Linked DNA regions of Homo sapiens: all the other regions are linked to region 3. The links are chromatin contacts, found by Hi-C or POLR2A ChIA-PET in ENCODE. All regions are on one chromosome and are shown on one strand. Each heading gives the region's core, a stretch centred on a gene start or an enhancer-like site at or near the end of the contact. The rest is flanking DNA. Distances are from core to core; before and after follow the strand shown. Region 1 holds the start of INPPL1 (inositol polyphosphate phosphatase like 1). Region 2 holds the start of TPCN2 (two pore segment channel 2). Region 3 holds the start of PPFIA1 (PPFI scaffold protein A1). Region 4 holds the start of CPT1A (carnitine palmitoyltransferase 1A).

Evidence for each region. Hi-C counts contacts between places; a loop is a spot of excess contacts on that map. ChIA-PET counts read pairs that join two places held with the same protein, here RNA polymerase II (POLR2A). Pooled maps may share reads with other maps.
Region 1: a map of naive thymus-derived CD4-positive, alpha-beta T cell shows a loop between it and region 3 (9-fold over the local background). The contact joins the promoter of INPPL1 here to the promoter of PPFIA1 in region 3. A Hi-C loop is called at or near these places in 1 of 168 maps with a recorded cell type or tissue (naive thymus-derived CD4-positive, alpha-beta T cell) and 6 of 50 pooled maps. POLR2A ChIA-PET finds 5 or more read pairs at or near these places in 1 of 52 experiments (naive thymus-derived CD8-positive, alpha-beta T cell).
Region 2: a loop to region 3 is called in a map of CD8-positive, alpha-beta T cell, with 14 times the contacts of the local background. The contact joins the promoter of TPCN2 here to the promoter of PPFIA1 in region 3. A Hi-C loop is called at or near these places in 2 of 168 maps with a recorded cell type or tissue (CD8-positive, alpha-beta T cell and naive thymus-derived CD4-positive, alpha-beta T cell), 1 of 37 single-sample maps with no recorded cell type and 10 of 50 pooled maps.
Region 4: a map with no recorded cell type shows a loop between it and region 3 (13-fold over the local background). The contact joins the promoter of CPT1A here to the promoter of PPFIA1 in region 3. A Hi-C loop is called at or near these places in 3 of 37 single-sample maps with no recorded cell type and 6 of 50 pooled maps.

Annotation. Positions count from the first base shown.
Region 1 is chr11:72,223,517-72,226,216 of GRCh38, reverse strand. INPPL1 (inositol polyphosphate phosphatase like 1) reads right to left here and starts at 1,450. Exons shown (of 28, transcript NM_001567.4): 1 at 1,051-1,450. The coding sequence starts at 1,232. RefSeq lists silencers at 965-1,174, 1,185-1,544, 2,095-2,494.
Region 2 is chr11:69,047,609-69,050,308 of GRCh38, reverse strand. It overlaps TPCN2 (two pore segment channel 2), which reads right to left and starts at 1,377. Exons shown (of 25, transcript NM_139075.4): 1 at 1,203-1,377. The coding sequence starts at 1,311. RefSeq lists silencers at 950-1,049, 1,130-1,299, 1,420-1,639.
Region 3 is chr11:70,269,240-70,271,939 of GRCh38, reverse strand. PPFIA1 (PPFI scaffold protein A1) reads right to left here and starts at 1,250. Exons shown (of 28, transcript NM_003626.5): 1 at 1,026-1,250. RefSeq lists silencers at 646-1,075, 1,116-1,665.
Region 4 is chr11:68,840,422-68,843,238 of GRCh38, reverse strand. CPT1A (carnitine palmitoyltransferase 1A) reads left to right here and starts at 1,323. Exons shown (of 19, transcript NM_001876.4): 1 at 1,323-1,464. RefSeq lists an enhancer at 404-929 and silencers at 1,075-1,434, 1,455-1,504, 1,715-1,794, 2,055-2,154, 2,205-2,484.

The sequences.
Region 1 (2,700 bases), core at 201-2,700, 2.0 Mb before region 3:
AGAGCGAGACTCTTTCTCAAAAAAAAAAAAAAAAAAAAAGGTCTCCCCTGGTCTAGGCTAATGTGCGCCCCGACCAAAGATGTCAGGAGAACAAAGGGGTAAGGAAGGTACAGTGGGACAGGAGTTTGGGAGGGGGTTCACAGAGCTAAGAAAGATCTAAATAAAGATCTAAATAACTGATCTAAATAAAGCAGCCCCCACAGATTCCCACTCACTGGGCCCACAGAAGCCAACTCAATGTCAGACTGCAGGGCAGGAGGTACAAAGCCGCTAGAAGGCTGCAAAACCAAGAGTGCTAACTCACCCCAGCACCACTACCAACCACACTGGGCTGAAAGGCACAGCCACAGGACCTGGCCCACTCAGAGAAGCACCAAGTCTGGCTCTGCTCTCACTCAGCACTCATAGCTCAGGGCTAGGGCAGCCAGGTAACCAGGGCTCAAGCCCAGAGCCAGGGCTCAAACACTCACTCATTGGTTCAGAAATAATGGCAAGGTCCCATACAGCCTCAGCCTCTGCTTCCCCAAGCCTTCCTCTCTACACCACCCATCACCGCCCCCACCACCCATACACGGCCAGGCAGAACCCCAAAGCACCGAAAGGGGCCCTAAGGAAGCTGCCAGGCATCCCCACACACCCCGTCAGTCCCTCTGCCCCGACTCCCTCTCCTGCTCACCACTCAGTCCCTATCCAAACGGGACTGCACACAACGTGGAATGCACATCCTCTCCCCTGCTCCCTTCTACCTGGAGGATGCCTGAAGGGGTCTGCCGGGGAATGCCCGAATTTTTCGTCATCACAGTCACACTGGGCCACAGAACCCCATATTCTCTACCCTCAAGGCTCCTGAAAGTGCCCCCAGACACACAGCAGGAAGTGCCCCTGCGTCCCTCCTCAGACCCAGGAGAAAGCCAAGGCTCCCACTCTGGGGGGTGGAGGCGGGTCTGGCGTCCCACCGCCCCAGAAACCCTCACCCGGGCCCTTTCCACACCCGGCCGTGCCCGCGCTCCCGGTCCACGCCAGCCCGCAAGGAGCCCCCGCCCCACTCACAGGACGCAGAGCGCGAAGGCCCCCGCCACGCTCTCGCTGTCTCGGACCAGGAAGCTGCCATCGCGGCCCGCCCGGGCCAGCAGCTCCTCCGCGGCCGCCCGGCTCAGGTCGCGGTGGTACCAGGAGGGGGCCTGGCTGCCCAGGGCGCCCCCCGGGCCCGGCGCCCCGCAGGCCGAGGCCATGGCCCGCGCAGGGCTCAGCACCGCCCGCCCCCGCCGCCCCGCGCCATCCGCCCCGAGACGCTCAGGGCTGAGGCTGGGGCCGGGCCCGGGGCCCGGGCTTGAGGATCCGTGGGCCGGACAGAGCCGGGGATCGGGACTCAGCACTCCGCCGCGCAGGCCGCCTCGTTCACCGCGCAGCCGCCGCTGCCTGCAGCGCCGGCCTCAACTTGAAGAGAAAGAAAAGTTTGTTCAGAGGCGGCGGGGGAGGGGCAGGAGCGGAGCGCAGGGCCGGCTGCCGCCCCCTCCCCCTCCGCTCGGCCCGCAGCCCGGGCCGCCCCTGCCCCCAGCTCCTCCTGCGGGGACGGTGCCCCCACCTTCCCGAAGGGCCCGGGACCTCCCAGACCCCACAATGATCCTGCCCCCATCATTCACCCGAGGAGATCCAGTCCCCAAATCCCCATCGAAATCCGAGTCCCCCCATCCTGGCCCCGACACTTCGGGATCCAGGCACCCCCTGGAGAATTCAGCGCTTCTCAGTTCTCCCAATGATATGACCCCTAAGCCCCATAAAGGTCTGATTCCACTCCATGGCTCTTCCTCTCGTCCCCCTTACAGCTTGGCTGCATCGAGTTCCCCAAACCTGCGAAGGATCCAGGACCACCCCCTACCCATCCTCTTCCCTCCACCCAAGCGGGCGGGGCCCCCAACTCCTGCGAAATGCAGCCCCCTCTTAGATCTGAACCCCCAACTCCACGGGAACCGTCCCCCGGCAAAGCCTGCGGGGAGATTCCCTGGCTAACCAGGCTTCTGAAGATTCTTACTCTGGCGGGGGGCCCAGACGAGGTGCGACGTTCTCGAGCCTCTCACGCAGCCCCTCCCAGCCCCGCAGAGCCCTTCCCCCTCTCGGCCAAGTTCCCCAGCACCACCCCCCACACCCGCAGGCCGGGCCTTGAGGGGGTTCAGCAGTCCGAAGCCAGGAGGATCCCTGGCCCGTCTAGTAGAAAGTTCCCTCCCGGGATCCCGGCCGCCGCACGCAGACCCCCACCTCCCGGGCTGCTCCGGCGCCCCCTTCCCCGGACAGCGGCCCTGGGCTCCAGGCGGCCACTTAAGATGGCCATCCGCGCGCGCCCCCGCCCTCCGCGCCGCCCGCCCCGCCCCGCGCCGCCCCGGGGAGCCGGGGGCAGCACCGCGCCTCGCCTCACCCCGCCCCGCGCCTCGGTCCCGGAGCCGCTGGCCCACTGGGTGACCTCGGGCAAGTCGCGGCGCGGGGTTGAGCGTCGGCTTCCCGCTCTGGAAAATGGGGATCCTGTGGCGAGGGCCGGCTCTGGGGGCCGAGCTCGTACCGCGCTCGGCACCGGGCCTGGCGCCCAGCCCGCGCTCCCGAACGGCGGCTATTTTTATTATTAATTAAGGAGAAACGAAGGTGACAGCTGTGTAAACTGTAAAGCGCGGCTGCGGAACGAACGGGTATTATTAGCACTCGCCCCCG
Region 2 (2,700 bases), core at 128-2,627, 1.2 Mb after region 3:
AGTCTGTGTTCCCTGAACGGTGCCATATGCTGGGCGTCTCATCAAGGGGCCTGCCAGAGCTGCTCCCTGCAGATCTCCTTCCTGACTGGTCCCAGGAAGCACCTGAAGAACTTCCTGGAGGCAGCTTCTGAGGTGAGCAGACAGGGTGGCCACCTTGGCCTCTGGTTTTTCATCTCTCGTCAGGGTCCCCTCCTTGGCCCCTCATTACTCCATGGATGGGCACATGCCACAGACCAGTGGGTGGGCACCAGGATTCCAACCCAGTTCCTTCCAGACAGAGGAGGAAAGAAGGAAAGAGAGGCCAGAGAGGGAAGGAGCCAGGTGTGAATTCTCAGAGTGGTTCGAGCAGCAGCCGCACCAGAACAGAGGGCTGTGACCTTGGGCAGGTCTCAGGGCCTCTCTGGGCCTCAGTTTCCTCATCTGTGAAGTGAAGCTAAGGTCCTTCCACCTCTTAATCCAGAATCTCATTCCCCTGGTGTCAGCGAGGGGCGGACGCACCCCACCCTCGGGGGGCGGATTCAGCAATCTTCAGACCAGGACAAAAAACGGGAAGGGCAGGAGGGAGTGCAGAGGGGACTCTGGGGTGGCAGAGGGCAAGGAGAGGAAGCCGCCCCCGTCTAGGGGGCCCGCCCCAGCCCCACGGGAAGTGGGACGGGGAAAGGCACCCTACAAAGAAAGGACTCCTAGCTCCCAACTGGTTCGAATCCCACCTCGGCCACTTACTGGGTGTGTGACCTTGGGTAGGGTAACGCCTCTCTGTGAGCCTCTGCTTTTTCCAGAAGAAACGGGAAAAATCAAAGTGCTGCCTTCTCTGAGTCAATTAGGCGACCCTCATTACGGCGACAGTCGGGAAGTATGGGGTCTGGGCCCGCCCGGGCACACGGAGGGTGCCTGCCGCAGGTGGCCGGTTCCCTCGGGGCTGCCCAAGGCTGGGCGAGGGCCTCTTCGCCCAGCTGGTCGGGATCAGGACGCGACACGGAAGAGACCCCAGCTCTGCCCTGACCCCGGTCCGGGTCCGCAGGACGCAGCCCACTCGCCCTCAGAACACCGGCTCGCCTGGCACCCGGCGCGGCCCGGGCCCCGCTCGGACTCGAACCTGGTGGGGGCGCGCCCGGCAGAAAGCGGGGTGCTGGGACAGCGGGACCCCCACGCGCGACCCTGGTCTCCCGGGCCAGTCCCCTCCCCAGGTCCGGGCGGCTCACCAGGGCCGACTTGGATGCTGCGGTAAGTGGTCAGCCCCGCCGGCCAGTCGCCGCCACCGCCGCGGGCCCCGCCCAGCAGGGGCTCCGACTCCGCCTGGGGTTCCGCCATCCAGCAGCCCACGCGCTGGACCCGACCCTCAGAAGCTCAAGCCCCGAAGGCGCCCAGCTTCACTGCGCAGGCGCGGAGACCCCGTCCCTGGCGTTTTTGCTGACGCGCGCACGGCACTGTGGCGCAGGGGATCCCTGCAGTCCCAGCCAATGAGAACGGGGAGGGAGGGGTGGGGTTCTCCTGAGTGGGGCGGAGCTAAAGGGCCCCGCCCCTCTAGGGTGGAGCTCAGCTTCGTTCCACCCAGGGCGGGGCAGCGTTCTGGGGCTTAAGGGCCGAGGGCTGGGGAGGAAATATGTTCTCAAAGGATGTCTTTCCGGCCAGAAGCTTCAGCATCACCTGGAAACATTTTAGAAATGCAAATTCTTGGGCCCTTAAACCTACTAAATCAGCAACTCTGCGGGGAGGACCCAGGAATCTGTGTTTTAACAAGCATTCGGGGTGATTCTGATGCATGTGAGTATTGAGTACACGGGGTGACTGCAAAGGACTCCCCCCAGAATGGAACTGGAGTTTACCCTCTGATGGTGAAATTAGGAGGATTCAATATCATTAAGGGAAAAGTTTAAAAACATATGACACACTTAAAAAATATTTACAACGTATATAAAAAGTGTTTTCAACATTAATGCATAAAGACCTTGTATTCGTTTTCTATTGCTACAGTGACTAATTACCACAATCTGAAAATATAAAATAACTCCCATTCATCATCTTTCAGTCCTGCGGGGCAGGAAACCTCCTGTCTCAGGGCCTCACGAGGCTAGAGTCAAAATGTCAGCTGCCGTGGGCTCTTATCTGCAGACTCTGGGGAAAGCCCACTTCCAGGCTCATCCAGGATGTTAACAGAATTGTCTCCATGGGCCTAGGACTGAAGTCCACGTCTTCTTGCTGGATGTTGGCTGGTGTCATTCTCACTCCTAGAGGCCACTGCATTCCTTCCACGATGGCTTGAACACCTCCATCATCAGAGCCAGCAAGCAAGAGCACGCTGAAGACGCTTCGAGATGCAGCAAGACGCCTGTAATCCCAGCCCTTTGGGAGACCGAGGCAGGTGGATCACGAGGTCAGGAGATCGAGACCATCCTGGCCAACATGGTGAAGCCCCGTCTCTACTGAAATACAAAAAGTTAGCCAGACGTGGTGGCACGTGTCTATAGTCCCAGCTACTCGGAGGCTGAGGCAGGGGAATCGCTTGAACCCGGGAGGCGGAAATTGCAGTGAGCTGAGATTGCGCCACTGCACTCCAGCCTGGCAACAGAGCGAGACTCCATCTCAAAAAAAAAGGTGCTGCAAGACGCTTCCAATCTCTGTGACTTCCCCTTCTGCCATACCTCTTTACTTTTTCCCCCTCTTTTGGGGAGGGGGGAGGGTTTAAAATAAATATAAAAT
Region 3 (2,700 bases), core at 1-2,500:
CCAAAGGACTACCCTCACAAAAAAGGGCAAGCCCTGGGGTAGTCTGTTTGCAAAGCTGTACTTGTTTTTGCTGAAAACAAGTGTGCTTCTGTTACCTATTTTTTTTACTTCCCAGTGGGGTGGGGAGGGTGGGGGGGTAGGGGGGGAGAAAGTCAAAACACATGTCACCCAATCATTTTTCAGGAAAAGCACAGAAGGAGCATACAACCAGCAAAACTGACAAGTACAAAATCCATCAGGCATCTTGCAGGAATGTGTGCAGTCAGCTCCCGGGAAGAACTGACGGCTCCCTGAATTCTTGGGCTGGATTTGGTGAGCACTAAAAGGAACCGGATTCGTTAAACGCTGGTAGAAGTGTTTTCCAATGGCTGCAACGGTTGGTCAACCTAACTTACGTAAGTTTACAACCGAAAAAAAAAATCCACAATGGAAATATAGCAGGTCGATACAGCCGGGGGCGGCTAGGAAAGAGGGAAAAGTGAAAGGTGAGATTACGAGAGTCTATTAAGTGTCTGGGATATAAAGACAGCGCCAGGGAAAGGGGAAGTCGCTTCTGAGCCTTTCGGGCAGTACTGGGGGCGCGGTGGACCCCTGAGAGGGGGATGCCCCAGACGGCGCACCTGATGGGGATGGTGACCTCCAGCCTGCTCGAGCCGCACTCCTCCCCTCCTGTATCAGGTGCGGCGGAAGCCCCGAACCCCGGGGGGTGAGGACCGTTGACAACGGAGCCCGCTCGGGCCAGGGCTTTCAGCGGCCACAGGTCCCCGCCCCTCGCCCCAGCGCCCGGGTCACGGGGCGCGGGGCTCGGGGAGGGGCAGCGCGCAGTCCCCGGAGCCGTCCCTTGGGGCGCGGGTGTCCCGCCGGAGCTCTCCCAGCGCGACCCGGCGCCGCGGCCTCGCCCCCACCCGTCCCGGAGCGCACCCTTCCCCGCGGAGACATCTAATCGGCTGCGTGGCCGCCGCGGAGACCGGGACGCGCCGGTGACGCCTGGGCCCCGAGCCTGCCTCAGTGTCCCGCTCCCTTACCTTGCTCGCCGGCGGGAGCGGGCGAGGAGGCTCCGCGGCGGCTCGCGGGCGGCTGCTCGCTCCGGGAGAGCTTGGGAGCCGACGAAAGCAGCCCGCGGCCGGCGTCCGCCTGCCCGCCCCACGCCGCGGCCCCGGGGCCCGCCGCCCCAGTCACTAAGGCCGGCCCGCGGCCGGACACTGGCGGAGCGGAGGAGGAGCGGGCCCGGCTGCGCGGCGCCGGCGTCTACGTGCCCGACGTCGAGCGCGTCGGCGCGAGCGTCAGCACCGCCCCGGGGGCGGGGCCCGAGGAGCACCTTGGCCCGAGTACGCAAGCGCTGTCTCCTCAGGAGGGGGCGGGAGGCGGCCCCGGGGCACTGATTGGCTGAGCGAGACGGGAGCCACGCCCCCCAGGCCCCGCCCGGGTCGCGGGGGAGGGGGCGGTCTCCGGGATGAGCCACAGGTGGGCGCTCAGGTGCTCGCCGGGTCAGCGTCTTCCTCCGGGCGTCCCCAGTTTCCCCCCACGGCTGCAGGGACGCCGGAGGCCTTTGCTGAGTGTCTACCGCGCCTCGAGTTCTGAGCTGGACGCGTCCGGCACGTCAGGTCCCTCCCGAGCTGGAGGCTCTGGATTCGCACCTTGCAGAAGAGCGAACCGAGGCTTCAGTCACCACCGAGGACCCAGACCCCGCCCGCCGCGGCGCCCCTACGGTCTCCCTGGGCCTGATCTGGGTTCAGAAGGACGGAGTTCCCGCCAGGACCCACTTACGGAGCGCTGCCTGCCGCACCTGGGGACGTCCCGGCGCAGCGTCCAGAGTGCAGGCTTTGCCGCTGTGGCTTTCACTCTGCAGCGTGGGCCCGGGCGACTCGGGAAACCCGCCTGGGCTTCAGCGCCTCCGATGTAGGATGGGAAAATGATGCAGACCTACCTGCGAGGCTGCTTTAAGACATGAATCAGATGTGAAGAGCGACTAGTTGAGAGCCTGACGGGCAGCACTGCGCGAGTCTTGGTCATTTCATCTTTTCCGCAAGTTTTTTTTTTTTTCCAGACGTTGTTTCACTCTTGTCACCCAGGCTGGAGTGCAATGGCGCCATCTCGGCTCACTGCAACCTCTGCCTCCCGGGTTCAAGTGATTCTCCTGCCTCAACCTCCCGTGTAGCTGGGATTACAGGCGCACGCCACCAAGTCCAGATAATTTTGTATTTTTAGTAGAGACGGGATTTCTACATGTTGGTCGAGCTGGTCTCGAACTCCTGACCTCAGGTGGTCTGCCCGCCTCAGCCTCCCAAAGTGTTGGGATTACAGGCGTGAGCCACTGCGCCCGGCCTCAGCAAGAATTTTTAAACATCTACTATGGGCCAAGTCTTGTGCTAGATGTTGCAGATACGGAGATGAATAGAGACACCTCTAATTAATTAAAGCGGATGCCCTCCCCACTCCTCCCAGGATTTGACTCGGAGCACAAACTCTTCACAAACCAAAATGTCAGGACACCATCGCCAGTGTCCACTGGCCACTGCTGTTGGTGTGAGGCAGCCAGGAGCCCCTCAGAACTAGTAAGTCTGAGAAGAGGCTGCACGGGGCCTAGGAGAGGGAGAAATGAGCCCGTCCAAGGTGAATTCCTTGATTCTCCATTGTGAGTGCACCAAGAACAAGCACTCCCTCCGACTGACTCTCGCCTACCAGGATCTGGAACACCTT
Region 4 (2,817 bases), core at 74-2,573, 1.4 Mb after region 3:
GACGTAAGCCAAGTGAAAACAAAACAGCCTTACAGACAGCTTGCATCCTAGCCTTCCTTTAAAACAGCGAGCCCGGGAACCGCAGGGAGAGTTAACTGCAGCGGTGGTGGGGGGCGGGATCAAAGGAGAACTTTCATTTTCTCTTCTAAATTCTTCTGCGGTAACAACTAAATGATACAGAAAGAAGGATGGTTGCAAACATGGATTTTTTCATAACTAGAAGAAGTGGTCGAACTTAAAAAGAGCAGGGTTCATAAAAGAGGTTTAAAAGAGTCTTTGTTCATAACATCGGTGCATTTATGGAGCACCTGCTGTATGCAGAGCCGCCAGCTCGCGCCTGGAAGCATTGCGGGCAAAGATAGGGGAGGGGTGGCTCCCGGTCAGGAAGACCCCCTTGGCCCTCCTGTTACGCTTGGGGCCCCTCTCCCTCCCCCTCAACCCCCTGGGTCCCCTGCAGCTGCGCTCGCCCTAGACTCCTGGGACCGGTGGATGTTCAGTTCCCGCTCCCGGCCCCTCTCCCGAGCTCCAGCACAAGGGTCTCTCGGTCGCTCTGCCCTGGCCTCCAGCTACTCCTCTCCCAGCACCTATTATGTTCTTGACGCTGGAAGAATTATTTTAGTAAATCTCACCAAAGCCCCCCAAGTGAGGCATTTTTATCCTAGCTAGATGAGGAGGAGCCACGCTGCCTCTGGATCGCGATGACTGCCACTCGTGGTATAAGGTCTGATTTGGGGCATGGGCTGTGGAATCAGATCTGGACCCAATGTCCGATCTATCACTTCCCCGCGCTTTTTTTTTTAGAGACGGGGTCTCGCTACGTTGCCCAGGCTGGCCTCGAACTCCTGGCTTCAAGCGACTTCCCGCCTCCCGAGTAGCTGGGATTACAGGCGCGCCCCACCACTCCCTGTGGATCGGTTGCTTCTCAGCTCGGTGATGTGGGGTAACTTATTTCCTGGCCCGCGACCCTTGTCTGCATGAAAGAGTCAGGGGTGAATACCATCAGGGGGTGCCTGGAGCATTACACGGGGCAATGCCGATAGATAAGTCGCGAGGATCAGCCAGGCACGGAGCTAAGCGATTTTATGCGCACGGCCTCCACGAGATGGCTCGTTTTACGGATGAGGAAACTGAGGCTCGGAGGGTGAGGAATCTCGTCCTAGACCCCATTCCGGCAGAGGTCGAGGACGCGAGCACCCGCTCGAGCCTCAGTTTCCCTCCCCTCCTAGCCCCGCGGACGCCCCGCCCCGCCGAGGCCCCGGGCCCGCCCTCCGCGCGCCGGGAGTCACCCGCCTGCAGGCGCCGCAGCCGGACCCGCCTCAGCCAATCCGCTGCTGCCGGCGTCGGGTGCGCTCGGCCTCGCCCGCGGCCCTCCTTCCCCGGCTCCCGCTCGCCGCTCGTTCACTCCACCGCCGCCGCCGCCGCCGCCGCTGCCGCTGCCGCTGCCGCACCTCCGTAGCTGACTCGGTGAGGCCCGGTCGCCCGCGGTGGGGAGGGTGGCGGGGCGGCCCTGCGGGCTGCGGGGGCCGGGGACGGGCGGGGCGCGGGGCTGCCGGGAACCGGACCGGGTGGGGGACGCCGCCGGAACCGGGGCGCCGAGAGGAACCCCGGTATTCCCCCCGGACGGCGGGGTTGTGGAGATCCTGAACCCAGAAAGAGGCCGGGGCTCCCCATGTTCCCCAGGGGATTGGGTCTGAGGGTCCACCGGGGGTCGGTCCATCCGCAGGCGGGTCCCGTGCGGCCGCGGGAGGGATGCTCGGCCCTCCGGACTTGGCTGGACGCCTCCGGCCCGGGGCCAGCGGGGCCACCGGCTCCCTTGTCTCCCACTCCTTAATCCGCCCTGGACTGGATTGAGTCTGAGGGTCTGCCCAGGGGTCGGTCAGCCTGCGGGTGGCCGCGGGAGGGATGCTGGACGCTCTGGATGCTTTCCAGGATGCCTTCGCCCGGGGCCAGTAGGGCCTCCGGCTCCTGTCCCTGCCCATCCCACCCTGGCTCTGGAGAGGATTGGGTCTGGGGGTCCGCCCGTGGGTTGGTCACCTACGGGCAGGTGCAGTGCGGCTGAGGGAGGGGTGCTCGGCCCTCGGGATTCGGCAGGGCGCCGCTGACCCCATCCCAGCGTCCGTCTCCCCGGTCCCCCTCCCCATGCCCGCCCTCGCGGTGCAGCCGTCGGGACACGCCCTTGGCGCAGGGACTCCAGGCGCGGTCCGAGCGCTGCCGTGAGCAGGATGAGGGTGCCGGGCCCAGTGCCTGCTTGGGAGCGCCCCGCAGCCTCTCCCGTGCAGCGCTGGGTCAAGGGCGGGTGGGCGCGGAGCATGTGCCCAAGGTCGTGCCGGGCTGGGAGCGGCGGGGCCGCGGGAGGGTGGGGGTGTCACGTGGCCGTGCCCTGGCGAACTTGGCCTGCGAGCCCGACGGTGCGGTCAGGGCCACGCGGGGCAGCCCCTTCTCGGAGCCACCGCCGCGGCCAGCCAACAGCCGGCTTCTTTCGGTTTGTCAGGAGAGGCCATGGGTCAGCGTCTTTATAATGTAAATCCGCCCTTGGCTTTCGTTAAAGCCGCAGAACTCAAAGATGAGGGCCGATCTTACTTTAAAAAAAGAAAACAACTCAGAGAGTTAAAAATCCCAACTACCTACCAGGTTAAATACATAACAAAGTTAATATTCCCAACTCGGCACAGGCTTTCGGTTCCTCTCGGCTCCGTGTGTTATAAAATATTTAAGGGCAGATTTTAGTAGGAAGCTGGTAACTTTGTAAGTTACCGAATAAAATGAAAATCGGTTTTACCTTTTGCAACGTTGTATTTTGTTACACCATTTTCTTCC